2 separate regions of the Homo sapiens genome follow, and region 2 is linked to region 1. Evidence: read pairs that join two places in POLR2A ChIA-PET (ENCODE). Cell type or tissue: Caco-2. All regions are shown on one strand. Links, peaks and the distances in the headings refer to the core of each region. The heading gives the core; the rest is flanking DNA.

Evidence for each region. Peaks named below come from ENCODE experiments on the same cell type or tissue, not always from the same donor. Only the 100,000 strongest peaks of a DNase experiment are listed, where the experiment ranks them.
Region 2: POLR2A ChIA-PET joins it to region 1 with 5 read pairs; 2 of 35 experiments call an interaction of 5 or more read pairs at or near these places.

What each region holds. Positions count from the first base shown.
Region 1 is chr7:131,654,389-131,670,526 of GRCh38, reverse strand. It overlaps the pseudogene EEF1B2P6 and the pseudogene RPS14P10. Among named protein-coding and RNA genes, the nearest start is that of PODXL, 110 kb to the right of the region's middle. RefSeq lists an enhancer at 13,896-14,447 and silencers at 15,503-15,797, 15,543-15,837. In Caco-2, for the core only: no CTCF peak of the experiment used is centred there; no DNase peak of the experiment used is centred there.
Region 2 is chr7:131,902,905-131,919,042 of GRCh38, reverse strand. LOC101928782 (a long non-coding RNA gene) reads right to left here and starts at 8,823. Exons shown (of 6, transcript NR_110836.1): 1 at 8,472-8,823. In Caco-2, for the core only: no CTCF peak of the experiment used is centred there; no DNase peak of the experiment used is centred there; H3K4me3 peaks cover 331 bases.

The sequences.
Region 1 (16,138 bases), core at 5,050-10,049:
TGAATAGGTGCAGTGGCTTATGCCTGTAGTCCCAGCACTTTGGAAGGCCAAGGCGGGAGGATTGCTTGAGCCCAGGAGTTCTAGACCAGCCTAAGCAACAGGGTGAAACCCTGTCTTTACAAAAAATACAAAAATTAGCCTGGTGTGGTATCATGCGCCTGTGGTCCCAGCTACTTGGGAGGCTAAGGCAGGAGGATCACTTAAGCCCGGGAAGTCAAGGCTGCAGTGAGCTGTGACTGTACCACTGCACTCCAGCCTGGATGACAGCATGAGACCTTGTCTCAAAACAACAACAACAAAATTCTGCTTTCCAGACTCTTTCCCTAAATCTACAAGTTCATTAGGTAAATTATCTGCCTCTCAAATTCCTACAAGTGCTGTTGTACATAATGTTTCTCTGCTGCATAATGTGGGTGACCATTTCTCCACCCTTCTGTGTGTTTTCTCACTGCACATCATGCAGCACCTAAGCCAGCACCATGAACAAGTGTTTTGCTGAAGGAGTGCTGCTCTGCAGATACTGATTTATGTTTCAGACAGAATGGAAGGTTATGCTGACTGAACAAGATAAACTAAATCTCAGGAGCTAAAATCAAGGTAGATTTCTTCCTCATGCTACATATCCATCATGGGTTAGCTAGAAGCAGAGCTCCATGCTGTTCTACCCACCAGAAGGAGGAGGATACAGCCTCGCCAGCCAGAGGAGTTAATCCCAGCACTTTGGGAGGCCAAGGCAGGAGTATTGCTTGAGCCTAGGAGTTCGAGACCAGCCTTGGCAACATAGGGAGACCCTGGGTCTACAAGAAATAATAAAAAAAAAAAAATTAGTCAGGCATAGTGGTGCACACCTGTGGTCTCAGCTACTTGGGAGGCTGGGATAGGAGGATCGCTTAAGTCTGGGATTGTGGCAGTAGGAAGGAAAGGGAGAATCGCATATTAGATCCTAACAGCTTCCACCTGTGAGTGACATTTACCACCCGCACTTATATCTCATTGGCCAAAGATGTCACTTAGCTAGGTCTAACATCAAAGGGACAGGGAGTACAATTCTGTCTTGTGTACAGCAAGAGGAAAAATGGAAATTTGGCACATGGTAAACAGCACAAATGATTGCCATTCAGCTTTAGATATATACCCTTGAGAGACTCACATACATATGACCAGGAAAACTCAACTACAAGCATGGCTCTTGATACATATTTTGTAATAGCAAAACACGGAGTGGGGACAACTCAAGTGTCCATCATTGAGAGAGTGGATTTTTTAAATTGTGGTATATTTGCATAATGAAATTTTTTTTTGAGAGGGAGTCTCACTCTGTTGCCCAGGCTGGAGTGTGGTGGCGTGATCTCAGCTCACTGCAACCTCTGCTGCCTCCCAGGTTCAAGTGATTCTCCTGCCTCAGCTTCCCAAGTAGCTGGGATTATAGGCACGTGCCACCACGCCCAGAAAATTTTCATATTTTAGTAGAGATGGGGTTTCACCATGTTGTCCAGGCTGGTCTCGAACTCCTGGCCTCAAGAGATCCACCCACCTTGGCCTCCCAAAATGCTGGGATTACAGGTATGAGCCACCACCCCTGGCCCACAATGAAATATTTTTAACAATTTAAATGAAAAACTAGAACTACAAGCATCAACCTGGATAAATCTCAAAAATATAACATTGAGTGGAAAGGGCAATTTGTAGAATACAGCATGATGTTATTTGTGTAAATTTGTAAATATATACAGCATTATAACATAGTGCTCATAGAAGTACATGTAACTGTTGAATTGAACAAGAAGGGCTCATGGATATAATCATAAAGCAACTTTATTGTTCTCTATTGATGTTCCTTTAAATTTAATTAGTTAGGCATGTTCTTCCTTCACCCCAGAGAAATTTAGGCAGTTCTATCCAATAAACAATGTCCTCCAGTTAATAAATAATGTCTTAGTGTAATCATCATAACTTTTTACTTTGATTACTCCTTTTATCAGTCAATTATTGTCATAATTATGCTACATAATCAACCAGCCCAAAGCTCAATGACCCACAGAAATAAGCTTCCATTTCTAGCTGGCAAGTCTGAGGGTCAGTGGAGTGGCTGCACTGACATGGGCTGGCTCAGCACTAAGCATGAGCTCCATTAGAAGAGGCTCCAGGTGTTGGCCAGGCATGATGGCTCACACCTGTAATCCTAGCACTTTGGGAGGCCGAGGCAGGCGGATCACCTGAGGTCAGGAATTTGAGACCAGCCTGAACAACATGGAGAAACCCCGTCTCTACTAAAAATACAAAATTAGCCTGATGTGGTGGCGGATGCCTGTAATCCAAGCTACTCAGAGGCTGAGGCAGGAGAATTGCTTGAACCCAGGAGGTGGAGGTTGCAATGACCTGGGATGCACCACTGCACTCCAGCCTGGGCAACAAGAGCGAAACTCCATCTCCAAAAAAAAAAAGAAGAAGCTCCAGGTGTCTTATTCTTTAGGAACCCTGGTCTACCTGGGAAATGTTCTCTTGATGGTGGCAGAAGCACAAGAGGAAAGTCTCCAGTGCAAGGGCATCGCAAGCCTCTATTCATGTGACAACAGCCCACAGCCCTCTGGCAAGTCACGTGGCCAAGCCCAATATGAATGGGGTGGGGAAGCGCACTCTGCCACAGGAGGGGAGGGAATGCTTACAAAACATGCAGCTCAGGCCAGCTACAGAGGAGCCATCCAGTGAAGAAAGAGGCTGACTCCTCCCCCACCTTGCCAACCCTAGTTTCTGACCCTTCCAGGTCAGAGAAGGGAGAGGAAGGAAAAGGGGCAGGAAGTTCTCGCTTGACCAATACAGGCATCATCCTCTGTAGCCTAGGAAATGGTTAAAGGTGACTCTCATGGATGCTGCCATGAGTTTTCAGGGTCTTCAGGGATCTTTAGAGCTCCCAGTCTCCTGATAATGGCCAGTGCATGTCTTATCCAGCTGGTCACTGACTCCCTCCACAGCCCTGAGAATCGGGAATGTCCCCAGCTTCTATCTGCAGAAGTCTCTTTATCCCTCTCCCCAGGCCATCTTCTCTGTGGGCTCTAGAAGATCCTATGCAGTTCTCTTGCACTTCAGGCACAACTGATCTCATGTTCTTCACTACAGCAAACTATGGGAGTACAGGGAGCCCCCCAGTGAAGCCATCTACCTTAGTTCCATCTTTAAAGTACCTGGTCAGCCAGTGACCACCTGCATTAATCCATAAAGATACTACCTGAGACTGGGTAATTAAACAATTAAACAATTAAACAATTAAACAAAAGAAGTTTAATTGCTGGGCAATGTGGCTCACGCCTGTAATCCCAGCACTTTGGGAGGCCAAGGCAGGCAGATCACCTGAAGTCGGGAGTTCACGACCAGCCTAACCAACATGGAGAAACCCATCTCTACTAAAAATACAAAATTAGCCAGGTTGGTGGTGGATTCCTGTAATCCCAGCTACTTGGGAGGCTGAGGCAGGAGAATTGCTTGAACACAGGAGGCAGAGGTTGCGGTGAGCTGAGATCGCACCGTTGCACTCCAGCCTGGGCAACAAGAGTGAAACTCCATCTCAAAAAAAAAAAAGAAGTTTAATTGACTCACGGTTCTGCATGGCTGGAGAGGCCTCAGGAAACTTACAATCATGGCAGAAGATGAAGGGGAAGCAAGGCATGTCTTACATGGAGGTCAGCGAGAGAGAGAGGAGGAGGAAGAACCAGACATTTATCAAACAACCAGATCTCATGAGAACACACTCACTATCACAAGAACAGCATGGGGAAAACAGCCCCCATGATCCAACCACCTCCCACCAGGTCCCTCCCTCAATATATGGGGATTGTCATTTGGATTACAATTTGAGATGAGAGTTGAGGAGGGACACAGCCAAATCATATCACCACCCTTTAGATTTCTCAAGTGAGAGTCCGGCACTAATCCCCTGAACAGCCTAAAGTGCAGGGGATGCTCATCCAGGCTTGAGGTGGGAGGCAGACCCCTCTGACCTCTCCCCTTCGGAGAGCATGCACCTTGGAGCTCACTAACAGGAGCTGATGCCATAAATCCTCCTCAAATCTCGAATCTCTGACTCATTTATACTCTCATGGTGGATGAGGGTTAAGGATTCTTCAGCTGGTCTTCCTTCATAAATCCTCCAATGGGACCTCACATCTCATCTGTTGTCTGGGTGCCTCAGCTGAAACTTCCACTTTACCTGCCATACTGATATACAAACCTGTGTAGTAATCATAGAAACATGAGCAAGAAGGAAATACTCCAACATCAGGATGGTTGCTATGCCCCTGGGGAGGAGGAGATGACAAGAAGGGCATTAGAGAGGGACACAGACGGTGGCCGGGATGGTGAATTTTATGTGTCAACTTGGCTGGGCCATTGCACCCAGATATTTCATGAAACATATTATTCTAGATGTTTCTGTGGATATATTTTCTAGATGAGACAAACGTCTAAATCAGTAGGCGCTGAGTACAGTGGATTACCCTCTGCAACATTGGGCAAGACAGCCAATCAGTTTGAAGGCCTGAGTAGAGCGAAGACTGACCTACCCCGACCAAGAGGGAATTCTGCCAAAAGACTGGCTTTGTTTGTTTGGTTTTGTTTGGTTTTTAGTTTACACAAAGGCAATTTATGAACAGCAAACAATTTGAGGAGTCCTGTTCACAGACAGTGACCACAGCAACCCTCCTTCCTGAAGATACTGTTGGAGGAGCTGGGGGTGATGTCCTCAATCTACCGGCTCTTCATACCTGAGCAGGCAAGGGCTCGGGGGACCAACCGCACCCCAGGTCCAGGGGTCTTGGTCCTATTTCCTCCTGTGGCCAGGAGCTTGATGTGTAGGGCAGTGATGCCCAGCTCCTTGCACCTCTGGACCACATCCTGAGCAGTCAACATGGCAGTACATGGGGAGGATTCATCTTGGTCAGCCTGCTCCTTCATCCCACCGGCCACATGGCAGGTGGTTCCCTGCCAGAAAGATCAGTGACATGGACAAAGGTGTCATTCAGGCTGCCTTAGGATTCAAACTGCAGCTCCTCCCTGGGTCAGCAGCCTGCTGGTCTATCCCAAAGATTTTGAATTTACCAGTTTCCACAATTGCCTGAGTCAAATCCTTAAGAGAGAGAGACCCTCTGATATGGTTTGGCTCTGTGTCGCCACCCAAATCTCTTCTCCAATTGTAATCCCCACATGTCAGGGGAGGGACGTGGTGGGAGGTGATTGGATCATGGGGGTGGATTTTTCCCATGATGTTCTCATGATAGTGAGTGAGTGCTCATGAGATCTGATGGTTTAAAAGTGTAGCACTTTCCCCCACCTCTCTGTCTCCTGCTCTGCCATGGTAAAGATGTGCTTGCTTCCCCTTTGACTTCCGCCATGATTGTAAGTTTCCTGAGGCCTCCTAGCCATGCTTCCTGTTAAGCCTTTGGGACTGTAAATCAATTAAACTTCTTTTTAAATAAATTATCCAGTCTCAGGTAGTTCTTTATAGCAGCATGAGAATACACCCTCTTTTTTTCTGTTTCTCTGGAGAACCCTAACTAATATAAGGACTTAACTATAGATGGACAAGGTGAGGCAAGATGAGTATTATGGCTTGTAAAAGTTTTTCTTTTTCATTTGTTGTTAAAACCTGCATGGGCAGTTCCTGCCTTTTGCCACAGTGCATTTTATCCTTAGGTCAGGTTATGTTGCTCTTGGCCAAAGACTGCTTTGAGACAAATGCATTCCTGGAAACTACGTTATAAATCCAATTGTCATAAAGCAGATTGAGCTTTCCCATGGAAACAATGTTAAGGCTGAAGAATTACAGCAGGACTAGTACCCTGCCCTTACACAGAACTTCGTAGGTCAAAAAGGACTTTCACATACACTGTTGCATTTACTTCTGGAAAGTAGGCAATATGATCTCTTCTTGTACAGAAGAAATTGAGGCACGCCAGGCGCGGTGGCTCATGCCTGTAATCCCAGCACTTTGGGAGGCAGAGGCGGGCGGATCACAAGGTCAGGAGATCGAGCCCATCCTGGCTAACACAGTGAAACCCCATCTCTATTAAAAATACAAAAAAAATTAGCTGGGCATGGTGGCGGGCGCCTGTAGTCCCAGCTACTCAGGAGGCTGAGGCAGGAGAATGGCGTGAACCCAGGAGGTGGAGCTTGCAGTGAGCCAAGATTGCACCACTGCACTCCAGCCTGGGCGACAGAGCGAGACTGCGTCTCAAAAAAAAAAAAAAGAAAAGAAAAAAAGAAATTGAGGCACAAAGAAACAATTTGCTAGGGTCAGATGGTTAATAAAGGACCCAGCTGGGACCCAGTCCTCATTTGGTAGTCTTTTCGACTTCTTAACCATGCAAGGTCTCAGCTTCACACATAACAAAAAGTGTAACCAATGCAAAAATTCCAGAACTCCGGGCCCCCACAACTAAAATTTTGCTCTTAAGTCACACATACACACACACACACAACACAGCATGCCGATTCCTCAAGAGACCTCTGAACTATAAAGTGACATTTAATATGTAAATAACCACCACAAAGGCCCAGTGTGGTGGTTCACACCTGCAGTCCCAGCGCTTTGGGAGGCCGAGGTGGGAAGATAGCTTGAGCCCTGGAATTTGAGACCAGCCTGGGCAACATGGCAAAATCCTGTCTCTACAAAAAAATACAAAAATTAGCCAGGCATGGTGGTGCATAACTGTGATCCCAGCTACCTAAGAGGCTGAGAGGAGAATTACATCGAGGTTGCAGTGAGCTGTGTCCGTGCCACTGCACCCCAACCTGGGCAGCAAAGCGAGATCCTGCCTCAAAAAAAAAAAACAAAAAAAAAACACCTTGGACTTGGCCTCTCCAGACCCCCTGCTGGGAGGCATAGCCTTTGGCTGTGATGACACTCCTACTTTGATATTGCAGCTATACTATATTCTGCTCCAGTAATAAATTGCATATTTGGATGCACCGCCATTGTGAATCTCTGAACCTTCTTTAGAAATTGAGCCCTGTTTAGCGGCAGCTGTAGTGCATCGCCACTGTTACAGGTTGAGTTATTTATTTTCCCCCAAAATGTATGTGTTGAAGTTCTAACCCCCAGTACTTCAGAATGTAGCCTTATTTGGAAGGCAGGTCATTGCAAATGGAACTAGACGAGATGAGTCATACTAGAGTAGAGTGGGCCCCTAATCCAATATGACTTATAAAAAGGAGAAATTTAAACAAAGGGAGAACATGCAAAATTTGGAGTTATCCTTCCACAAACCAAGAACTAGCAGACGCTAGGAGGAAGATCTGAAACAGATCTCTCCCTGGTGCCTTCAGAGGGAGCGTGGCTCTACCTACACCTTGACCTCAGACCTAGAAAGCCTCCAAATAAGTTTCTTTTTGTTAAGCCACCCAGCTTGTGGCACTGTATTATGGCAGCCTTAGCAGACTAATGTGTGTGTAGCAAGCCCCCATTCTCTCCCTCTCCTACCTGCAACAAATGCTGCTGTCAACTCAATTCTGGAATCCCTAGGTTCTCCCCCTCATCATTCTCCACATGGGACCCTGTGACTTTACCTCTCTCTCCCCAAGCGAATGTGTTCTCTTCTTAGCCAAAGCATTGCCACTTATTTGTAAAATACAAGTAGTTTGTCCACAGCATGGGGATTGCTTGCCCAGAGCCCTACATACTTGCTCTCTCATATGAAAGGAAAAATAAATCTTGGGGCCCCCTAATCACTAAGCTAAAGGGACAAGTCAAGCTGGAAACTGCTTAGGGCCAACCTGCCTGCCATTCTATTCAAAGTCACCCCTCTGCTCACTGAGATGAATGCATATGTGCCTGCGTCCTTTGGAGAGGCTAATCAGAAACTCAAAAGAGCTCTTTCTGCTGCTCCCCAGCTCTCGGATACAGCCGACACCATGGGTTTCGGAGACCTGAAAAGCCCCACCGGCCTCCAGGTGCTCAACGATTACCTGGCGGACAAGAGCTACATCAAGGGGTATGGTGCCATCACAAGCAGATGTGGCAGTATTTGAAGCCGTGTCCGGCCCACCACCTGCCGACTTGTGTCATGCCCTACGTTGGTATAATCACATCAAGTCTTACGAAAAGGAAAAGGCCGGCCTGCCAGGAGTGAAGAAAGCTTTGAGCAAGTATGGTCCTGCCGATGTGGAAGACACTACAGGAAGTGGAGCTACAGACAGTAAAGATGATGATGACATTGATCTCTTTGGATCCGATTATGAGGAGGAAAGTGAAGAAGCAAAGAGGCTAAGGGAAGAACATCTTGCACAATATGAATCAAAGAAAGCCAAAAAACCTGCACTTGTTGCCAAGTCTTCCATCTTACTAGATGTGAAACCTTGGGATGATGAGACAGATATGGCGAAATTAGAGGAGTGTGTCAGAAGCATTCAAGCAGACGGCTTAGTCTGGGGCTCATCTAAACTAGTTCCAGTGGGATACGGAATTAAGAAACTTCAAATACAGTGTGTAGTTGAAGATGATAAAGTTGGAACAGATATGCTGGAGGAGCAGATCACTGCTTTTGAGGACTATGTGCAGTCCATGGATGTGGCTGCTTTCAACAAGATCTAAAAATCCATCCTGGATCATGGCATTTAAATAAAAGCTTGAAAGATTAAAGAAAAAAGAAAGAAAGAAAGAAACTCAAAAGAATGCAACCATTTGTTTCTTATCTACCCATGACCTGGAAGCCCCCTCCCTGCTTCGAGCCTCCCGCCTTTGCTTCTAGTTGTCCTGCTTTTCCAGACCAAACCAATGTTCATCTTGCATATGTTGACTGCTGTCTCATGTCTCCCCAGAATGTATAAAACCAAACTGTGCTCTGACCACCTTGGCCACATGTCATCAGGACCTCCTGAGGCTGTGTCACAGGAGTGCATCCTCAACTTTGGCAAAATAAACTTTCTAAATTAGCTGAGACCTGTCTCAGTTTTTCGGGGTTCACACTCGAGAAGACATGGTGGCCAGCTTCAGAATCCCAAAGTGTCAGACAAGATGAGGCCTTAGAAGTCAGGTCTTCCAAGCCTTGCAATTTGCAGAAAAAGATGAGGACAAGGAAAGGGGGATCATTTTCCTAGGATCGCATGCATAACTCATTAATATTAGGGGTGTGATGATGACCCAGGAGTTCTCTCAACCCAGTGCCTTTTTATCTGTTCAATACTAGGTTTGCCTCCAGGGGTGACTCTCGTTACCAGCTGTCCTGATGTGTACCTGCCTTGCTCCTTAAAAGTAAATTGTGGGACAGGCATGGTGGCTCATGCCTGTATTCTTAGCACTTTGGAAGGCTGAGGCAAGAGGATTGTTAAAGGCCAAGAGTTCAAGACCAACCTGGCCAACATAGCAAGACCCCCATCTCTATTTTAAAAAAAATAATTTTTAAAACAAATAAAGTGAATTGAATTTAGAATAGCAAACTTGGGCCAGGAGCAGTGGCTCATGCCTGTAATCTCAGCACTTTGGGAGGTCAGGTGGGGAGGATCACTTGAGGTCAGCAATTCAAGATCAACCTGGGCAACATAGTGAGACCGCATCTCTACAAAACATTAAAAAAAAAAATTAGCAGGGCATAGTGGCACACACCTATGGTCCCAGCTACTTGGGAGGCTGAGGTGGGAGAATGGTTTGAACCTGGAAGATCAAGGCTGCAGTGAGCCATGATCACACCACTACACTTCACCCTGGATGACAGAGTGAGATCCTGTCTCAAAAAAAAAAGAATAGCAACCTTGATTGAGTCATCTTTGTAACCCCCTTCAGCAGTCCTTCACTGTGTGTTTAATTTTTTTTTTTTTTTTTTTTTGGAGAGACACGCTCTGGCTATATCGCCCAGGCTGGTTTCATTTAAACTATTAGGCTTATGTGATCCTTCCACCTCAGCCTCCCAGTTGAGACAACAGGTACACAACACCACAGCTGACTGATTTAAAAAAAAATTAAAAAATCATAGAGACAGAGTCTTGCTATGTTTCTCGGGCTGGTCACCAACTCCTCCCCTCAAGCGATCCTCCCACCTCAGGCTTCCAAAACCCTGGGATTACCATCATGAGCCACCATGCCTGGCCTAATAAATGTTTTAATTGGATTGATCAAAACATCCCTTTCTGTTCAAATCTAGAAGATCTATAGGGAATAAAACTCTAGGTCAGTGTTTCTCAAAGTGTGCCCAGGGGAACCCTTGCAAAACTTTTTTTTTTTTTTTTTTCGGAGATGGAGTCTTGCTCCATCACCCTGGCTGGAGTGCAGTGGCACGATCTCGACTCACTGCAACCTCCGCCTCCTAGGTTCAAGCGATCCTCCTGCCTCAGCCTCCTAAGTAGCTGGGACTACAGGCCCACGCTGCTATGCCCGGCTAAGTTTTTGTATTTTAGTAGAGACAGGATTTCACCATGTTGCCCAGGCTGGTCTCGAACTCCTGACCTCAGGCAATCCACCCACCTCAGCCTCCCAAAGTGCTAGGATTAGGGGCGTGAGCCACAGCACCCAGCCTGCAAAACTTATTTTTAAGTGGTATCCCCAGCCTCCACTGCAGACCACTGAGTGAGACTCTTTGGTCATGAGGCCAGGAAACAAGCCCCAGGTGATGTTTTCATCCATGCTGAAGCCCCTGTTCTCAACCTTGGCTGCACACAGGAACTGCCCACTTGGAGAGCTTTAAGAAACACAGATAAGCTGGGTGCGCTGGCTGACACCTGTAATCCCAGCACTTTGGGAGGCTGAGGAGGGTGGATCTCCTGAGGTCAGGAGTTCAAGACCAGCCTGGCCAACATGACGAAACCCTGTCTCTACTAAAAATACAAAAATTAGCCAGGCATGGTGGCAATGAGCCTGTAATCCCAGCTACTTGGGAGGCTGAGGCAGGAGAATCGCTTGAACCTAGGAGGCAGAGGTTGCAGTGAGCAGTGAGCTGGGATCGTGCCATTTTACTCCAGCCTAGGCAACAAGAGTGAAACTCCATCTCAAAAAAAAAAAAAGAAAAGAAAAGAAACACAGACACCTGGGTCCCACCCCAGAGACTAATTCAACTGGTCTGGAGTGCAGCCTGGGGCTGGGGGATTTTTAATAACTGCCCAGGTGATTCTCTGTGCAGGCAAGATCGAACCCACTGCACTAATGCTTTAAGACACTTGAGCATTCTGTGTAAAGAAAGAGTAAACAACTTGTCAGTTTGCTAGTACTCCCCCCACTTTTAAAACTCAAAGTTGCCAGGCATGGTGGCTCACGCCTGTAATCACAGCACTTTCAGATGCTGAGGCAGGTGGATCACCCGAGGTCAGGAGTTCAAGACCAGCCTGGCCAACATGGTGACAACCCATCTCTACTAAAAATACAAAAATTAGCCATGGGGGTGCCCGCCTATAGTCCCAGCTACTCGGGAGGCTGAGGTGGGAGAATCACTTGAACCTCGGAGGTGAAGGTTGCAGTGAGCCAAGATTGAACCACTGTACTTCAGCCTGGGCAAGAGAGTGAGACTCTGTCTCAAAAAAAAAAAAAAAGTTCCAAGAACCTACTCAGTCCTGGACAAACCAGGACTGTTGGTCACCCCAATAAGGAATGACATCTACATGCAATTAAAGATCAACAGGGGCCAGATGCGGTGGTTCACGCCTGTAATCCCAGCACTTTGAGGTCAGGAGTTTGAGACCAGCCTGGCCAACATGGTGAAACCCCATCTCTACTAAAAATCCAAAAAATTAGCCTGGCATGGTAGCATGAGCTGAAATCCCAGTTACTCAGGAGGCTGAGGCAGGAGAATCACTTGAACCCTGGAGGCAGAGGTTGTAGTGAGTCAAAATCGTGCCACTGCCCTCCAGCCTGGGTGACAGAGCAAGACTCCATCTCAAAAATAAAAAAATATGGCCGGGCACGGTGGCTCATACCTGTAATCCCAGCACTTTGGGAGGCTGAGGTGGCTGAACAGGAAATCGAGACCATCCTGGCTAACACGGTGAAACACCGTCTCTACTAAAAATACAAAAAAAATTAGCCTGGCATGGTGGCGGACGCCTATAGTCCTAGCTACTCAGGAAGCTGAGAGGCAGGAGAATGGCGTGAACATGGGAGGCAGAGCTTGCAGTGAGCCGAGATCATGCCACTGCACTCTAGCCTGGACAACAGAGCGAGACTCCGTCTCATAAATAAATAAATAAATAGGATCAACAGGGCACAAAAGTGCTATGTTAGGAACTACACAAAGGTGAGCCTAGTGTTTCTCAGTTGGAACCCCCCTCCCCAGCCCACCCAACTCTGATTCTCTCCAGTTCTTTCCACGTAGAGAGCTCACGGGGTGTTGCAGTTTTGCTGTAGGGTGGTGGCTGCCCCTGCATCTCTAGTCCTGATTTCCTGACAATTCAGAAAGCATTTCCATGTTGGCCCAAAGTTTCTGTTTCCTGTTCCCTCCCACACTATTTTTAGGTCCAGCAGACATTTCCTGCCTTGGCCTATCCCACCCGCCTCAGTGTCCATCCCAGCCTCTGATATCAGGGTGCATGGAGGGTGGGCCTCAAGGATGAAGTGTCTGATTCCAGGTCTGGGACCCTGGTGTCCAGGAGCAGCTTAGCACCAAGCAGGTGATCCCCCCAGGCTAAGTTGCTTTCCTGGTTTACTTTGTAAGCTGTAAAATAGTAGTTTCTCAGGTCCTTTTCCTTCAGCCTGCCTATACCAAGCTCCCTTTGCCTTTATCTGTCGGTCTACAGCCTTAAAGGTGGACGAGCCCAAAGTGGCGGTATGTTAGCTGACTGTGCTACAACTTACTGCGAGCAGACAGCAAAGTTTCAGGCTTAAAGGTCTATCTGCAGCCTCCATTTTCCAAACACCTCCTGTTTGTCAGGCATTGTTCTTGTCTCATTAAAGCTCACCACAGTCTTATGAGGTGGCAAAAGGCTTCATTTCCCAGGTTAGAAACCTGAAGCTCAGAGAGGTAAACAACTCACCCCAACGTGCACAGCGGCAGAGCCTCACCAAACTCCATTTCACCAACTGACCAACTGAAATGCGTCTATGTCAGCATTTCTCACCCTTTTCTCTTCTTTTTGCAATCACCCTCCTGTGGAGCCTTTATAGACATTTTTTCTCCTAACGCTCCCTCATTTATGCAACGTTAATGCTACAGATATACCACATATCAGTTTGTGGACTGAATGTATATCTGTGCTTTATACATTTAAAAAATAAGAATTTGGGCTGGGCACAGTGGCTCACACCTGTAATCCCAACACTTTGGGAGGTTGAGGCAGGAGGACTGCTTGAAGCCAGGAGTTTGAAACCAGCCTGGGCAACATAGCAAGACCCCGTCTCTACAAAAAGTTTTTAAAGTTAGCTAGGCATGTTGGCCTGCACCTGTAGTCTCAGCCACTTGGGAGGTTAAGGTGGGAGGATCACTTGAGCCCACGAATTTGAGGTCGTAGCGAGACCACTGTACTCCAGACTGGGCAACAGAGCAAGACCCTGTCTCTAAGGAAAAAAAAAAAGAAAGAAAAAAAGATTTTTTTGCTCTTCAGGAGCCAATTTCATCCCCTTCGGGTGGTAACACCCTTGTGGAGAATGTCAGCAGGGCTTGAAGTATTACTGATTTATTCTCTCTGCGTCAGATGCTGGTGGAGAAGAAGAAGGTAAAACCATAGAGAAATGTTTCCCAAACTGATATTCCCCAAACTGTAGTGTGGAGAGGCGGTTCCCAGGAAGGACTCCATGACCAAATGTACCTGGGAAATGCTGAATGCAACCCCCACCTCTTGAAAAGTCATTTTATCAAAACATCTGGGTAGCTACTTCAAAAAACTGTTTATTTTTACAACTTAAATTATGTTTTACCAATATATCCTAAGTTGACCATCAATCTCTCATTTTTCTCTTGTCTTCTCATTTTTTCCCTCTCTGCATTTGAAATTTTCATAAATTAATATTATAAAAATTAACTATATTATAAATATTAATTGTATTATATGATAGTGTAACTATTAATTCTATTATAACATTATATTAATTTTATAATATTGTATTATGATTATATTGATTATATATTATATACAATATTGTGATATTAATTATATTATTAATATTATAAATTACATAGAGTTAATGTTTATAGAACATCCTTTTGGAAATAAGCCATAGATACAGAGTTGCTTTGTATCCCAAGTCAGTCTTGCTGGTGACATTGGCCTGTTTAGGTGAATAAGCAGCTTTTTCTGTGATCCAGTCAAGCCAGGCCAGTCAGATCAAGGAGCTGTGACCATCAACTCCAAGAGAACACAGAAGCCTCAGCCCACCCCGCTGTATTTCAGCCAGGTGCAGGCAGCAGGAACCCAAGAAAAGAAAGACATCATGGCAATGTCATTAAACCCTCACTTACTTTGTGCCAGACAGCGAAGCTGCCACTGGCAGGCCGCACTCTCTCTGTGGGGGCCGCTGCTACCTGGTGGGAGCCCACAGCACAGAGCATGGGGCCCTGGCCTCCTAGGTCCAGGCCAATCAGCAGAGGTGCCTGGCTGCTCTAAGAGCCCCTCTTCCCCAGGCAGCACCAGCCTGTCGCCTTGAAATCCCCTGCCCTGTCTCCACTCTCCTATCCCAGTCATGTTCTAGAAAAGGGGCTACACACCTGGCTTCCGGGAGCTTCATAGACCGATTGCATCAGAATCTCAGAGCATCAGAATGTGAGTTTCACACAGATGAGTCTGAAAAGACCGGTGTGTGTATTCCTGAAACACTAACTCTTAAAGGCCCCCATGTCAGACGCTTTGGGGACAACAGCCTTGGCTCAGGTGAAGCCCCCTGATGCAGGCTTGTTGCATTTATCTTGATGTGGCCTCTTAGCTGTAGTCAGGACCCTGGAGGGCAGGATGTGTTTGTTCATCTTTTTTGTCCCCAGTATGTAGCACAGTGCCAGGCACGTGCTGCGGATTTAATGAATACTTGTTACATCAGTAACCAAATGTACAAATGAATGAAGGAATCATCGCGCACTTAGGGCAGAGCTATCAGCCCAGGCAGCTCTGTCTAAAGGACCAGGGCCTGTTCTTTAGGGAGAAGGGATCAGTAGTTAAAACTAGAACAATACCTGGACAGCACATCTGCAATTACTCACAGCATTTGCTTTAATTGCTTAGTAAATCCACACAATGTAACTTTATGCGTCTCAAATAATTCCCTTGTTTTTTTTGAAAATCCTTAATAGAAAATACACAGCAGGTGGGTGTTACGTGGAGTAGAAATGCCTGACCGCTGACACCTGGCCACCTTTCCCGTAAACTGGCAGGGACGGAACCTGTGCTGGGATCCTGGAGGGGCTGCTCCACAATAGCCACCTGATTCTGAGGGGGTTGCAAGCTCATCCTGTACCTCTCCTGTCATGCCTGAGGAGCCTGTGAGCTGCCACATCCTGTCACAGCCCCCTCCTCAGCCATGTCATCCTCACGACTGCCCTGGGAGGCAGGCAGCCTTGGAGACTTCACTCCCATTCACGCTGAGACGTTTAGGGAAACCTGAAATCCGACCCCCTTGGTACAGAGCTGAGAGAAGGAGGTAGAGGCAAGACGCTGAGGAGAAGAGACACAAGCAAAGAGGGGAACAAGGACCTATTCTCAAAAGAGGATGCGCCCAAGCCACGGCCGTGGTGAGACGCCCGGTTGCCCTTCCACTCTCGGCCACCAGGTGGCGGGCACAGGCCAACTAAGCCAGGCAGGGCTCAGGAGCAGCTGCCCAAAGGGCGGCCCAGGCAGAGACAGCACTGCCAAGGTGGGAACATGCCCAGGAGGACACCGCACAACACACACCACACACACCCCTACAACACATACCCCACAACACAATGTACCACATACCACACAAGGCACGCCACACACACCCCAACACACAACACACACACCCCTATAATACACACCCACAACACAACACACAAAACATACCACACCCACAAAACACACAATGCATCCCAACATCAGCTACACACACATACCCACAACACAAACCACACATATACACCCCAACACACACCACAAACACCCCTACGACACACACCCCACAACACAATGCACATATCACATAACACACACCACACATACACACCCCAATACACACCCCTACAACACACACCCCTACAACACAATTTACCACACAACTCACCACACA
Region 2 (16,138 bases), core at 7,322-12,321, 250 kb before region 1:
GTAATTTACATACAATAAATTTCATCAAATTTTAGCATATAACTCAGTGCATTTTGACAGATATACATGGGTGTGTAAACACCACTACAGTCATGACACATAGTATTTCTATTCCTTGTGCTTCTTTTCAGACTATCTTCTCCTCCTCCCTCCATGGCAACCACTGTTATGCTTTCTGCTGCCGTAGTTTTGGCTTTTTCAGAAGGTCACATAAATGAAATGATTAGCTATGGAGACTTTTGTGCCTGGCTTCCTTCACTTAGCACCATGTTTTTGAGATTCTTCATGTTGCTTATGCCAGTAGCTCATTTCTTTTCACTGCTGAATAGTATTCCATTATGTTCATTTGCCACAATTTGCTTATCCATTTATTTGTCATTAGACATGAGGGTTATTTCCAACTTGGGTCCAATAAGAATACAATTGCTATGAGCATTTGAGTATGTCTTTGGGCTGACCTAAGGTTTTCATTCCTCTCAAGTGAATACTTAGGAGTGGGATTTCTGGGTGGAATAGCAAACCTGTATTTAACTTTTTAAAAACTGCCGCTGGGCTCGATGACTCACACCTGTTATCCCAGCACTTTGGGAGGCTGAGGCGAACAGACCACTTGAAGTCAGGAGTTTGAGACCAGCCTGGCCAACATGGCGAAACCCCGTCTCTACTAAAAATAAAAAAAGTTAGCCAGGCATGTACCCGTAATCCCAGCTACTCGGGAGGCTGAGGCAGAAGAATTGCTTGAACCCGGAGGCGGAGGTTGCAGTGAGCTGAGTTCGTGCCACTGCACTCCAGCCTGGGTGACAGAGCGAGACTCCGTCTCAAAAAATAAAAAGAAAGAAAGAGACTGCCAAACTGCTTCCCAAAGTGGCTGTGCTGAGTGCTTTGCTGCACTGTGCTGAGTGCTGCTGCATTCTCAGCAGCAAGGTATGACAGTTCACATTGCTGCACATCTTCATCAAAACTTAAAATCATCAGTTCTTTAAATGTTAGTGATAGTGGTAGCTCACTGCAGCATTAATTTGCATTTCCCCAATGAGTAATAATGTTGATCATCTTTTCAGGTGCCCATTTGCTATTTATATGTCTTCTTTGGTGACATGACTGTTTAAATCTTTGCCCATTTTTTATCATGGTATTTGTCTTATTAATCAGTTTTAAGGATTCTGATCCATGAACATAATACATATCTCCATTTATTTAAGTCTTTCTTAGTCTCTTTCAGCAATGTTTTATATTTTTCAGTGTGAAGGCCTTGCACATTATTTCTTGCACTTGAAAAGAATATGCAGTCTGCTCTTGTTGGATAAAATGTTTTATAAATATTAATGAGATCAAGTTTGCTAATAGTGCTTATGACCTCTAGATACTTGCAGATTTTTTTTGTAGAATTGTTCAATAAATTTTTCGAGAGAGGACTATTGAAGTCTCCAACTGTAATTGTGGGTTTTTCTATTTCTTCTTTCAGTTCTATCTGTTTTGCTTTGTTTATTCTGAACCTTTATGTTTAGGTATATATGCATTAAGAAATTTTATGTCCGCTTGGTGACTTGACCCCTTTTATCATTATATAATGCCCTTCTTTATCTATGGTAATTTTTCTTATCCTGAAGTCTGATTTGTCTTATATTAATAAAGCCACATAAGCTTTCTTTGTCTCAGCATTAGCATAGCATATTTTTTCCATACTTTTACTTTTAGCCTATCTTTGTCTTTGTATTTGAAGTGGGTTTCTTACAGGTAATATGTAGTGGGTTTTGCCTTTTTATATCCTATCTGACAATTCTTTTATTTTGAATGTTTAGACAATTTACATTTAATGTAATCATTTGTATGATTAAATTTAAATCTACCATCTTATTATTTGTTTTCTTTCTTTCTTTTTTTTTTTTTTTTGAGATGGCGTCTCGCACTGTCGCCCAGGCTAGAGTGCAGTGGTGCGATCTCGGCTCACTGCAAGCTCCGCCTCCCGGGTTCACGCTATTCTCCTGCCTCAGCCTCCCGAGTAGCTGGGACTACAGGCTCCCGCCACCATGCCCGGCTAATTTTTTGTATTTTTAGTAGAGACGCGGTTTCACCGTGTTAGCCAGGATGGTCTCGATCTCCTGACCTCGTGATCCATCCACCTTGGCCTCCCAAAGTGCTGGGATTACAGGCTTGAGCCACCACACCCAGCCTTATTTGTTTTCTATTTATCTCATATTTTCATTTTTCCTTGTTTTTCCATTTTTTCTTACTGTATTTTTAGGACACCATTTTATCTCCAATATTAGCTACACTCTGTTTCATTTTTTTAGTGATTACTTTGGGGTCTGTTAAGTTATCCCAATCTGCCTTCCAACAATATAATATCTTCTCACATATAGTGTAAGAATCTTACAGTAGTATATTTCTATTTCTTCCTAGTATCTTTTTTGCTGTTGTCATACATTTATTTCACCCAATAAACCGTAAGTTACATTGCTATTATTTTTATGTAAAACAATTAATTATTAAGTCATGCATTTAAAAATGAGAAAGAATTTGTTTTATATCCATCCATATATTTAGTACTTGGAGAACTCTTCATTCCTCTGCATAGATCTAAACTTTCATCTGTTCTCATATTTCTTCTACCTAAAGAACTTACTTTTTTTTTCCAGTTCTGGTCTGCTGTGATATATTCACTCACCTTTTGTTTGTCTCGAAAAGTTTTCATTTCATCTTCATTTTAAAAGATATTTCTAACACTAATGAGAATGAGACTCTGTTTCAAAAAAAAAAAGAACTAATGAGCAATATGAAGTCTTTTGCTCTTATCTGATGTATCTGGGGAAAACGAATACATAAATAAATAAAATATATTTTTTGCTAGGGATAGAATTCTAGATGGAGAATTGCCTTTTTTTTTTTTTCTATCATACCTTAAAATGTTGCTCCGTTATCTTCTGGTTTGCTTAGTTTATGACAAGAAGTCTGCTATAATTTTATCTTTGCCACTTTGTACAGAGCATGTTTTTGGCTACTTTCACAATTTCCTGATTATCTCTGGCTTTTAACAATTTGATTATATCCTTCGTCCACTTTTTGATGGGGTTGTTTGTTTTTTTCTTGTAAATTTGTTTGAGTTCATTGTAGATTCTGGATATTAGCCCTTTGTCAGATGAGTAGGTTGTGAAAATTTTCTCCCATTTTGTAGGTTGCCTGTTCACCCTAATGGTAGTTTCTTTTGCTGTGCAGAAGCTCTTTAGTTTAATTAGATCCCATTTGTCAATTCTGGCTTTTGTTGCCATTGCTTTTGGTGTTTTAGACATGAAGTCCTTGCCCATGCCTATGTCCTGAATGATAATGCCTAGGTTTTCTTCTAGGGTTTTTATGGTTTTAGGTCTAATATTTAAGTCTTTAATTCATCTTGAATTAATTTTTATATAAGGTATAAGGAAGGGATCCAGTTTCAGCTTTCTACATATGGCTAGCCAGTTTTCCCAGCACCATTTATTAAATAGGGAATCCTTTCCCCATTGCTTGTTTTTCTCAGGTTTGTCAAAGATCAGATAGTTACAGATATGCAGCATTATTTCTGAGGGCTCTGTTCTGTTCCATTGATCTATATCTCTGTTTTGGTACCAGTACCATGCTGCTTTGGTTACTGTAGCCTTGTAGTATAGTTTGAAGTCAGGTAGCATGATGCCTCCAGCTTTGTTCTTTTGGCTTAGGATTGACTTGGCAATGCGGGCTCTTTTTTGGTTCCATATGAACTTTAAAGTAGTTTTTTCCAATTCTGTGAAGAAAACATTTATGCAGCCAAAAAACACATGAAAAAATGCTCACCATCACTGGCCATCAGAGAAACGCAAATCAAAACCACAATGAGATACCATCTCATGCCAGTTAGAATGGCAATCATTAAAAAGTCAGGAAACAACGGTGCTGGAGAGGATGTGGAGAAATAGGAACACTTTTACACTGTTGGTGGGACTGTAAACTAGTTCTACCATTGTGGAAGTCAGTGTGGCGATTCCTCAGGGATCTAGAACTAGAAATACCATTTGACCCAGCCATCCCATTACTGGGTATATACCCAAAGGACTATAAATCATGCTGCTATAAAGACACATGCACACGTATATTTATTGCGGCACTATTCACAATAGCAAAGACTTGGAACCAACCCAAATGTCCAAAAATGATAGACTGGATTAAGAAAATGTGGCACATATACACCATGGAATACTATGCAGCCATAAAAAATGATGAGTTCATGTCCTTTGTAGGAACATGGATGAAATTGGAAATCATCATTCTCAGTAAACTATCGCAAGAACAAAAAACCAAACACCACATATTCTCACTCATAGGTGGGAAATGAACAACGAGAACACATGGACACAGGAAGGGGAACATCACACTCTGGGGACTGCTGTGGGGTGGGGGGAGGGGAGAGGGATAGCTTTTGGAGATATACCTAATGCTAAAAATGATGAGTTCATGGGTGCAGCACACCAGCATGGCACATGTATACATATGTAACTAACCTGCACATTGTGCACATGTACCCTAAAACTTAAAGTATAATAAGAATAAAATAAAACAAAATAAAATAAAATAAAAACAATTTGATTATCATGTGCCTTGATGTAATTTTCTTTATGCTTTTTCAACTTTGGTATTGTTGATATTGTTGGATCTATAGGTTCAGAATTTTCATCAAATTTAGAAAATTTTTGGCAGTTATTTCTGGAAATATTTTTCTGTCCTACCCTTTTCTCCTCTCCTTCTGTAATTACAATTACATGCAATAGGCCACTTACTATTATACCACTAGTCACGCACAATTCTGTTTCTTTTTTTAAGTCTTTTTCTCCTGTGCCTAATTTTGAATTATTTGTTTGTTTGTTTGTTTGTTTGTTTGTTTTGAGATGGAGTCTTGCTCTGTCGCCCAGGCTGGAGTTCAGTGGCATGATCTCGGCTTACTGCAACCTCTGCTTCCCAGGTTCCAGCGATTCTCCTGCTTCACCCTCCTGGGTAGCTGGGATTACAGGCGCATGCCACCACCATGGCTAATTTTTGTATTTTTGGAGAGACAGGGTTTCACCATGTTGGTCAGGCAGGTCTTAAACTCCTGACCTCAGGTGATCCGCCCACCTCGGCCTCCCAAAGTGTTGGGATTACAGGCCTGAGCCACCATGCCCAGCCTATGCTATTACTTTAAGTTCACTGATATTCACTTCTGTAGCATCTTATCCACTGTCAATTCCACCCAGTGTATTTTTTCACTTCAGTTGTTGTGTTTTTCATCTCTAAAAGTTTCACTTGACCTTTTTTTATATCTTCTACATCTCTCCTCCTATTCATATGTTCTTTCTTGGATATACAGATCATTTTTATAATTCTTTTGATATATTTGTCTGCTAATTCCATCATCTTTGTAATGTCGGAGTCTATTTCTACAAATTGATTTTTCCCTCAGTTGTTCATCTTATTTTCTTGCTTCTTCCAATGCCTTATAGTTATATATGTATTGCATGTGCTCTCATACACAGTTAAGTTACTCAAAGTCCGTTGAATATTTTTGAGGCTTGCTTTGAAACTTTGTTAGGGCAGGTCCAGAACAACTATCAGTCTAGGGTTGTTTTGGCTCTACTACTGAGGAATGCTCTTCTGAGGATTCCACCCCATGCCTTATTTATCAGGAGCTCTTTCCACTCTAGCTGGTGGGAATATGAATTATTCCCACCCTTCTGTGAGCTCTAGCAATTGTTTAGTCTACTGCTTTCTGCTGGGTTTTCACCCGCCGTGGTGAGTTTCCTTTCATGCATGTGCTTATCAGTACTTAGCCCAAGCTTCAAGAAGACATTGCTACAGATCGCTAGAGATCGCTCTCTGGGCAAGTCCATACTCTGCCCTGCAAATTCAAGTTACCTTGTTCTCCCCAAAGTCTGATACTGTCTTCTCAACTGAACAAGATTAACAAGCCACATTTTTCTCCCCTCACCCTCACCTCACACTGTGGCTTAGAAACTGCCTCCAGGATTAAGCTGGTACAATCCTAGGACTCGCCTCTTTTGTTTTCTTTTTCTTAGAGCTCATATTCCTGTGCTATCTGCTGTCTGTAAACTATTGTTTCATGCATTTTGTTTTGATGGTTTAGTTGTTTAAAGTGAGAGCATAAATTCGATCCCAGTTACTCTATTGTGGCTGTTGCTGGAAGTCAGTATCTATAAGGAATTTTAAAGGATAGATTTCCACATTTTCCACGCTGATCTATCCTGTTATCCCATTTAACCTCACTATTATCCCTTCTGAACAGCCATATTTTAGATCTACTGGAAGGGGTTTGGCACAAATACAGTCTTCAGGATACTGCTAGGGCTTTACCAGCCTCAAGCATGCACTCTCCAGGCAACAGAAGAATGTAAACTCAGCTGCTCTTAATACAATGGTGCCTTAATTTCTTATCACAGAGAAATGTTTATTTGGCCAAATGACCTGAGCCTAATCAGTGGGGATGCCGAACAGAGCCCTGTATTGGAAGGAACCTAGTTATCAAGGTAGGAACAGATGCAGTGGGGAAGGAGTGATGCCCGTGACATCTGGAGAGGGGAAACTAGAACTAAATTCTAGTTCCATTCTGCTGCTTAGTGGCAGTGTTCATTTTGGGCATGTCACTGAGTTCAGTTTTCTCATCTGGATGACTTCGAAGTCTCCTTCTAATTTTAACAGTTTATGCTCCTAGAACCCGATCATGGTCTCTTTCCATCAGCTTTTCCACATAGGTAAGTTATGCACGCATTCTTCTCTATTCCGTGATCCTGAATACTGCCACCCATCAGTTCTCATTATTGCTGCAGAGGGTCTTCTGGGTTGAGGGGGCCCCCATATGACCTCAATGCTGGGCCATTATCTTCCTGGGCTCACCTCTTACTTTATTTCTTCAAAAGGACATATATGTGTCATCTCATGTGCCAGATTCTTCTTTCCCATTTGCCATCATATATAAATGCATGTTCCAAATCCCTGGTAACTCCAATCGTGACAACTGCAGTCTTCCCTCCCCTCCCCAAATGCAACAGGCATCACTCCTTCCCCATTCCATCTCTTCCTACCTTTACAACTACCTGCTGGATGCTATGATAGTCACTGCACAACATCTCTGGGCCTGGCATCAGGAGAAGAGGAACAGAGTAGGGTCCAACAAGAGCTGATAAGATTGCTGTAAAATAGCAATCCCTATATCAATGTGTCCATGGTCCAGCAATCAAGCCCAGAGAACTCATTCCATTCCCTGTGGAAATTTAGTGAAAAAACCCTTAGGATTTCACTTAGGGTGAAATTGGTAGGATACAGACATTCATCTCTGACTCTGACCACTCTATCCCTGGATAACCTTCCTTCCGTGGACCTTGTTTCTCTCCTATCTAAAATGGGGTGCACCATTGCTGGGCCCTCCATGACTCAGCGTTGCTGATAGGACCAATAAGATCATAATGGTGAGGACAGAGTATGCTGGATGCAAGAAGGCAGCAACAGTACTGAGATAATTAGCTTTTCTGTACTGATGAGCTGCAAATGCACACACAGGAACTTTCTTTTCAGGCTTTCAGGCTGTTAAAAGATACTGTGATTTCCCAGTTCACCCCTAGAATTTCTTTGTGTTGTCCTGAAGAAAAAGAGAGGGAAACAGAGGGAAGGTTTACTCCACAGTTGCTATTTTAGTATCCAGAAGAGTCAGCCTTGTTGCTTGCAGAGAGATTGTTATCTCTTTCAGGGCTCAGTGAAGGTCACCTTCAAATCTTTTTTGCTAAGCCAGAGGCTCCTTTTTCCCTTGTGCTCAATTGATGCAAAACCTGGGACAGTGGAGTGAAGAGCGGGTGGAAGGTGCACTGTGCAGCAGAAGCCCTGAGAGCTAAGAGAAGAACTCGGTTCTCTTGGTAGGAAAGAGGGAGGAAAAGGAACAGGTAAGAGGGATGTTTAATGCCACTCCCCGCCACTCCCAGCAGTACACTATAATAGATGTCTGGGAGGAATCTGAGAAGTCACTTTTAATAATGCAGATAAGGACATAATTAATGCCCTTATCTGCACCAGATCTCCCCCAGGAAGACAACAGGATAACTGGGAGGGAAGGGTTGTAGATTTGGAGTCACAGCTCTTCTATGGATGCCTGTGATTAGGATGCAGCTGCTGCCTGGGGGGCCGGGGCTAAGGAGGGGAAGGGAGCCACCAGAAGGATTCTCAGAGATGTGACACCAATGGCAGGAGCTACAGCTATTAAAAGAGTTGATAGATGTAATTCACTTAGCATACAGTCTAGCACATTCTCAACACTGCAGGAGCAGAAGCGAAGGGGGTATTCAAACACTGACTCAGCCCTTCATAGGTGTAGCAAGAGGGGCAGGGAGTGTATCACACAAGAGATACACAGAGATGCCTGTGTCCAGAATTGGTGGGTTCTTGGTCTCACTGACTTCAAGAATGAAGCCACGGACCCTCACCGTGAGTGTTACAGTTCCTAAAGATGGTGTGTCTGGAGTTTGTTCCTTCTGACGTTCGGACGTATTCGAAGTTTCTTCTGGTGGGTTCGTGGTCTCACTGGCTTCAAGAGTGAAGCTGCAGATCTTCCCGGTGAGTGTTACAGCTTTTAAGGTGTGGGGAGTTGTTCGTTCCTCCCGTGGGGAGTTGTTCATTCCTCCCCGTGGGTTCGTGGTCTTGCTGGCCTCAGGAGTGAAGCTGCAGACCTTCGCAGTGAGTGTTACAGCTCATAAAGACACTGTGGACCCAAACAACGAGCAGCAGCAAGATTTACTACAAAGAGCTAAAAAACAAAGCTTCCACCGTGTGCAAGAGGCCCCAAGCAGGTTGCCATTGTGCGTTTATTCCCTTATCTGGCCCCACCCACATCCTGCTGATTGGTCCATTTTACAGAGAGCTGATTGGTCCGTTTTACAGAGAGCTGATTGGTCTGTTTTGACAGGATGCTGATTGGTGCATTTACAATCCCTGAGCTCGACACAGAGTGCTGATTGGTGCATTTACAACCCTCTAGCTAGAAGTAAAAGTTCTCCAAGTCCCCACTAGATTAACTAGACACAGCACTGATTGGTGTGTTTACAAACCTTGAGCTAGACACAGAGTGCTGATTGGTGTATTTACAATCCTTTAGCTAGACATAAAGGTTCTCCAAGTCCCCACCAGATTAGCTAGATACACAGTGCTGATTAGTGCATATACAATCCTCCAGCTAGACATAAAAGTTCTCCAAGTCCCCACCCAACTCAGGAGCCCAGCTGGCTTCGCCTGGTGGATCCCGCACCAGGGCCAGGGCGGAGCTGCCTGCCAGTCCCGAGCTGTGCACCTGCACTCCTCAGCCCTTGGGCGGTCGATGGGACCGGGCGCCGCGGAGCACGGGGCAGCGCTCGTCGGGAAGGCTCTGGCCGCGCAGGAGCCCAAGGCGCGGGGGGAGACTCGGACATGGCGGGCTGCAGATCCCGAGCCCTGCCCCGCGGGAGGCAGCTGAGGCCCGGCGAGAATTCGAGCGAGGCGCCGGCCGGCCGGCACTGCTGGGGGACCCGGCGCACCCTCCGCAGCTGCTGGCCTGGGTGCTAAGTCCCTCACTGCCCGGGGCCGGCAGCGCCGGCCGGCCCCTCCGAGTGCGGGGCCCGCCGAGCCCGCACCTACCCGGAACTCAAGCTGGCCCGCGAGCGCCGCGCGCAGCCCCGGTTGCCGCCCGCGCCTCTCCCTCCACACCTCCCCGCAAGCAGAGGGAGCCGGCTCCGGCCCAGCGAGAGGCTTCCACGGTGCAGTGGTGAGCTGAAGGGCTCCTCAAGCGCCGCCAGAGTGGACGCCGAGGCCGAGGAGGCGCCGAGAGCGAGGGCTGCTAGCACGCTTGTCACCTCTCACCCCCACAGAGGAAAAGCTTCCTGAGACAAGAATCATCATCAGCCACCCTAGAATCCAGACCCTCATTTGAACACCTGTGTGAAACAAGAGACCAGAGTGGTGCTATCTCCAAGGACAATCTAAGCCAGCCTGCTCCTTGTAATCTGGTCTCATCCCTGCCCTTTGCCCCCTCTCCACATATCTCTGTTCTTCCTTTCCCAGGTTCCCTGGGTGTCGCCCACACCCACGCCTGCACCAAGACAAATCGCACGGGGCTAGGCTCTCCCGAGAAGGCCTTTGCAGACCGCTGCTGGCCTCCCAGCAAGTGCTGCATCTCTGCGAGCCACTAAGCATGCAGGGAGTCCCTGAAGAGACAGCTTTGAAATGGGATCATTTTCTTCCTGGAAGCAAAAGGGTGTTTCCTCAAGACACTATTTCTCCATTAAAGTATGAGAAATTCCATCTCTGAAGCTCCCAGTGGGGCCAGACATCGGGTTGGGGTGGGGACGGGACGTTGATAAGAGTCAAATCTAGAACACTGTGCTCTTACCCCCTCATTTCACCTGGTGTCTCTGGGCCTGGCTTCTGGGAGCTATTTGTGATGTGTGGTATGAGTGCATGTGCTGGAAAGTATTCTTGTATGAGTTCAAATTTATGTGCTCACCTTGCCCCTTGGGGTATTACTGGCCTTCAAGTTTGATGCTTTTGGAAGCTGAGTTCTCTCCCGTCCTTTCAATCAAACTCAACCCTTGCTGCAGTAATCTGTCTTTAACAACTCCCACTGCAAGTCAATAAAATGTCAATTTAATTCTCCTTTTGTTAAATCTTAAATCTGTGTAACGCCTCTCCTTTCCTTTGCTTGTTAAGTGCAGCTCATGTTGACCTCCCCCAGCATCTCCCAGCCTCCTCAGCAGGGGCACCTGCCCTTGAGCACAGGCGCAGACATCCTCACTCAGATGGGAGTCAGTAGAGGGGCCTTGGAGATAGGGAGACCTGAAAAATGGAACCACCAGCTTTCTCTAGTTTTCTTCTATTATCGGAAACCCTGAGCAAACTAGCCTTCTTTAGGACCACTAAGGTCCTTGATTTTCCCAAGCTTGCTTTTCAAGTGGGCAGTAGTGAAGTGGACAGTATTGCACAGGCATTAGGAATGAGACTTTGACTCAAAACCCAGCACCGCCACTTACTAGCTCTATGACCTAGGATAATTATTTAACTTTTCTGGATCTCAGTTTCCTTATCTGTCTAATGGGGTAACAATATCCTCATTGCCTACATAGGCTGATTAAAGGAGTTAATAGATGTAATGCTCTTAGCTCAGAGACTGGCACATTCTCAACACTGTATACCTGTTTGCCATGATTTATTATTTTCTGGTTTCTTACCCTCTATTTTCTCTTCAGCAATTCAGTTTCCTCCACTGGAACTACGTCTTCTCCATTGGGTACAGCCTGGGGGATAAGTAACTAGAACCTCTCCCTTTTCCAGACAATGAAAGGTTGACTAATGCAAGCGATGCCATAGGATGCCCCTTTCTGGAATTTGAATCTTGAGCATAGGCACAGAGACTGAAAACAATCAGCTGCAGCTGCATCTTGACCAGGCTCATCCTAATTGGCCACCACTATGTGGTAGCTGCTTCTGGGCCCCTGGATGCAGCCTTGGTTCTTGCCTGTCCCCCATCCCATTTCTCCCTTCCATACTGGGAGCTTCCTTTAGGAGAATTAACCAGTTTGTTTCCTTTGCTTGCAATCAAAGAATCTTCATCCATATGGAAGTTCAGGGTTCATGTGTCTTCATGAACCAGGGCTTCTATCCTACCGTCTCCTCCCTCCTTCCCTTTGCCCTCTCACTCTACCTGCTTTCTGACCCCTTATGTTCTGCAAGGAAAACAGAAGCTAAAGGAGAAGAAGAGAGAGAGTCCCAGGAAGTCTGGGCAAAGAGGAAGAAACATCAAGAATATCAAGCAGTGATTCTTTCCTTGGGCTTGGTGTGCCAGCCCTCCACCCGGCTCCACCCCACCCTGGCTCCATTTCCACTTCAGCAGCCTCCCTCCTCTCAGTGAAGAACTCCTTTGTGTTAATGGCCACAAATGCAGCAGAAAGAGAAGTGGGAAAAGGACAAGACAGCTCTGGCATCAGCCACAAACTGCAGGGCTCAGCGTCCAGCAATATCATGCTGAAAGCAAGCTGCTGCCTGCTTCTGCCCTTCATGCCACCTGAGCTGAGCATCTCACTAAACCTGCATTCCAATCAGCCCAGTCCACCTAGAGGATTCCTCTGGGAGGAAGGCTCACTTGCCAAAAGTAACTTGGCCAAGGTTTGATTGATTGGAAGCCAAATCACCATTTGGCAAGATGAAATTGATGAATGTACTTTCTGTGAATTGAGTTTTGGTGAATTTTCCCAGAGCCCCTGTGTCCAGAACCACATTCAGAGAATCACCGCTTAAAAAAAAAAAATTCAGGGTGTCCCAACAGTCTATTCCAAGGGGAAGGCTGGAGAGGTGGATAGGGAGGTCACCTGACATTTGGGAATCACGTACTCTGCTCCAGGAGTCTAATGGACACGATCTCATTTCATCCTCCACACCCAGCCCATGAGCTAGGACCAATTCACTTTATATGTGGGAAACCTAAAGCTTGAGAAGTAAGTGACTTGCCCACAGTTTCTGCCTTCAGAGGTATAGACCTTTCTTTACGTCCTTCAGTCTCATTCTTAGCCACCTCTTTCCCCACTTCAGGCCAGGCCAGGGAAGAGTGGTCCAGCCAGAGAGAAACCACTCTAGAGGCCCACAGAGGCATGCAGAAGCCAGCATTTGGGTGGTAATCCTGCAGCTCACCCATATTCAGTCCAGGCCCCCATCTCTTCCATTTGGCAACCAAACAGTGAAGAAGAAAACTGATGTTCTGAGAGGGTGTGCTGTGTGACAGACATTGTCACACATACTTGTTTATATAGTCTCTTCTCTTTGAGGCCAGGGCTCCCAGCAGTGCATAGCTCACCCAGGGTCACATAACTCCCAAGTGGTGCTAACAAGTTGCCCCAGCAGTAATATAACTTGCTTTCCTGCCAATAGCATTTGTGCCTACATTTTAAGACTTGTTTCAAGTCTGCACCTGTATGTTACAGATAAGTAAATTAAGGCTCAAAGAGGGGCAGGCCATGATTGGCTTGGTGTCCCAACAAAGCAAGCCTTTGAGTTCCCTGATGGAGCATGGGACCTTTGAGCCTTTGGTCTTCCTGGCCTAAGATGTGGTCTTTATCCCTGAAGTTCTAAGAACTGTGGGCTTGCCTGTTGCCAAATTACCCTCTAGGACCATGGATCCTCCAAGCCCACTACAGAATCCAGCTGAAGCTTTCAATTATGTCAGCCTGTGGAAGTATCTAAGGTGAGTGATTGATGGGCTGCTGTCAGGGAAAGCAGAATGGATCAAGCTCAAAGATCTGAGAGGCAGCTGTAGCACACTTTCCTGAAATGCAAACCCCACCCCCACGCCACCAGCCTCCAGATTTCAGCAGCATTACTACCCATCAAGGGCTGCTTAATTTGCCTTCAACGTCCGAAGGCTGTCAGCAGGGAGGGCACTGCCAATTAGTCCATCAGTGAGTGAGATCAGATGTAAGGTTGTAATTGCCCTGGGACCTATATGAAAGTATCAACACTCTGTAGGAGGGTGAGAGACCCAAGAGTTTGGAGCAAAGAGAGATTCTGACTCTAAGAGAAATGGCAGTCACAAGCTGAGAAGAGTAAATACATAATTATTTTAGCTCTTGGATGTCCTAGTATTAAGGAAACTGAGTCCTATAAATTCCTTCTCTTCAATACCTCCCAAATTCCTTATTTCCTTCCCTTTCCCATGGCCACCCCTTAGCTCTTGTCTACCTGGTGGTAATGCAGAGCAGGTGAGCCCCTAATGGGGCTTAGACAGGGAGGGTTCTTGGTTTTGCCCAGGAAAGAATTAAAGGGCAAGCTGCAGTAGATGAAAACAGCTTTACTGAAGCAGTGTTACAGTTGTGGTAGTTTTATAGTTCCGTGACTGCTCCTGCACAGCAGGGTGACCCCATAGGCAGAGAGTAGCATCTCAGGGCAGTTTTGCAGTCATATTTATACCTATTTAATTACATGTAGATTAAGAGGCAGTTTATGCAGAAATTTCTAGGGAAGGGGTAGTAACATTTGGGTCATTGGGTCGTTGCCATGGAAAGGGGCAATAACTCCAGGTGTTGCCATGGCAATGGTAAACCTACATAGCACACTGGGGGTGTGTCTTATGGAAAGCTGCTTTTGCCTCAGCCCTGTTTTAGCTAATCCTCAGTTTGGTCTGCTGTCTGAGCCCCGCTTCCAGAGTTGAGTCCCACTTCCTGCCTCAGCAAGAGTATATCAACAGCCTCCTAAAGGCTCTTTCTGTCTTGTCTACTGCCCCTTCCAGTTCATCTTTCACATGCCAACAGGGTGATCTGTCTAAAACTAAGTCCACCTAAAATGTCCTTCACTTAGGGCACAGGTCTCTAAATTGGCATGCATATACTCAAGAATACACAAGATGCATTGGGGTGTAGGAGATAAAAAAGACAACATATATTTTCATTCATTTTTCTAAAAACTAATTAAAAGAAATTCAGTTTTCCTAATATTAATATATGTAATATGCATCTTGACATTGGCAACCCTGTTCAGCCCAGGAGGTGTCATGAGGGGAAACTGGGGGCCCCACAACAAGGGGGTTGACAGCAGTGTCCTCATTCAATCTTTCAGGGTCAGATTTTTCTTCTCAGTGGACCTCAGTGGCACTGAATCAGGTTATTCAGAATTCTTGATGCATAACATGGCTTCTCATGGGTCATTTATTCATTTATGTATGTATCTACTTTTCACTATCTGATAAGCACCTGTGAATCTACCATCCAACCTGAAGACTGGGACCTTGGCAAAAACTTTCATCTCGCTACATGGCCATTCTCCTGCCCAGCCTCCTGTTTCCCCCACCCAAGGCAGCCACCATCCTGAACCACAAGTCCATTGTTCCCTTACTTCCTTTGAATATAGTGTTCACTCATCTATATGTATTCCTTAAAAGTAAACATTTTTATTTTAGTTGTTTTTACCATTATAAAAAGGGCTTATGCTGCATGTAATATTCTGAATCTTTTCTTCCCCGACTTAATAAAATTTTGCTAAGATTCATTCACATTGCTACATTGCATAGTTTCATTCATTTTTACTGCTATGTAATATTCCTTTGTGTGACTTTACCACAATTTATTCATCCACTCTCCTGTTCATAAACATTTGGGTGGTTTTTATTAATAGATAAAAATAAAAATGTATTTTAAAATTTAAATGGAAATGCAAAGATCCAAAAACAGCCAAGACAATCTTAAAATATATGTATATTCTCCAAAAAGACTCATATGCATAATTTAAAAGGAACATCAAAATTCAATAAGGATAAGACAAATAATCCAATAGAAAATAAGAAAGACTCAAACTTCATGAAAAAAATCTAAGTGGCCAATAAATATACAAAAAATGCTCAACCTCATTAATCTTCAAAGAAACATAAAATAATACCATAGTAAGATATGACCTCACACCTAATTTTTACAATGGTAAAAATTAGAATGACTGATAATACTAAGTGTTGGTGAGGATGTGGAGAAACTGGAGCTCTCAAACTTGCTGGTGAGAGTATAAATTGGTAGGACCACTTTGGAAAACTGGCATTATCTATCAAAGTTGAACATACACATCGTAGTCCCCCCTTACCCAAGGGTTTGGCTTTCCACAGTTTCACTTTCCACAATTTTAGTTACCCATGGTCAGCCAAGGTCTGAAAACAGGTGAGTATGGCACAATACAATAAGATATTTTGAGAAAGAAAGACTACATTTAGATAATTTTTATTACAGTATAGTGTTATAATTGTTCTTTTTTTTCATTAATTGTAGTTAATCTCTTACTATGACTAATTTATAAATTAAACTATACCATGGGTATGTAGGTATAGGAAAAAATATAGTATATATAGGGCTGGCTTTATCCATGGTTTCAGGCATCCACTGGGGGTCTTGGAACATACCCTCCACAGATAAGGAGGGACTACTACTGTATACTCTGTGATCCAGCAATTTTACTACTAGATATATAGCCAAAGGAAATGTATACATACATAAACAAAGACATATGTAAGAATGTTTATAGAAGCACTATTTATCATAGTTCAGTGCCAGTTATAAATTCAGCTCCAAGGACATACATACTATATGTATATATACACATA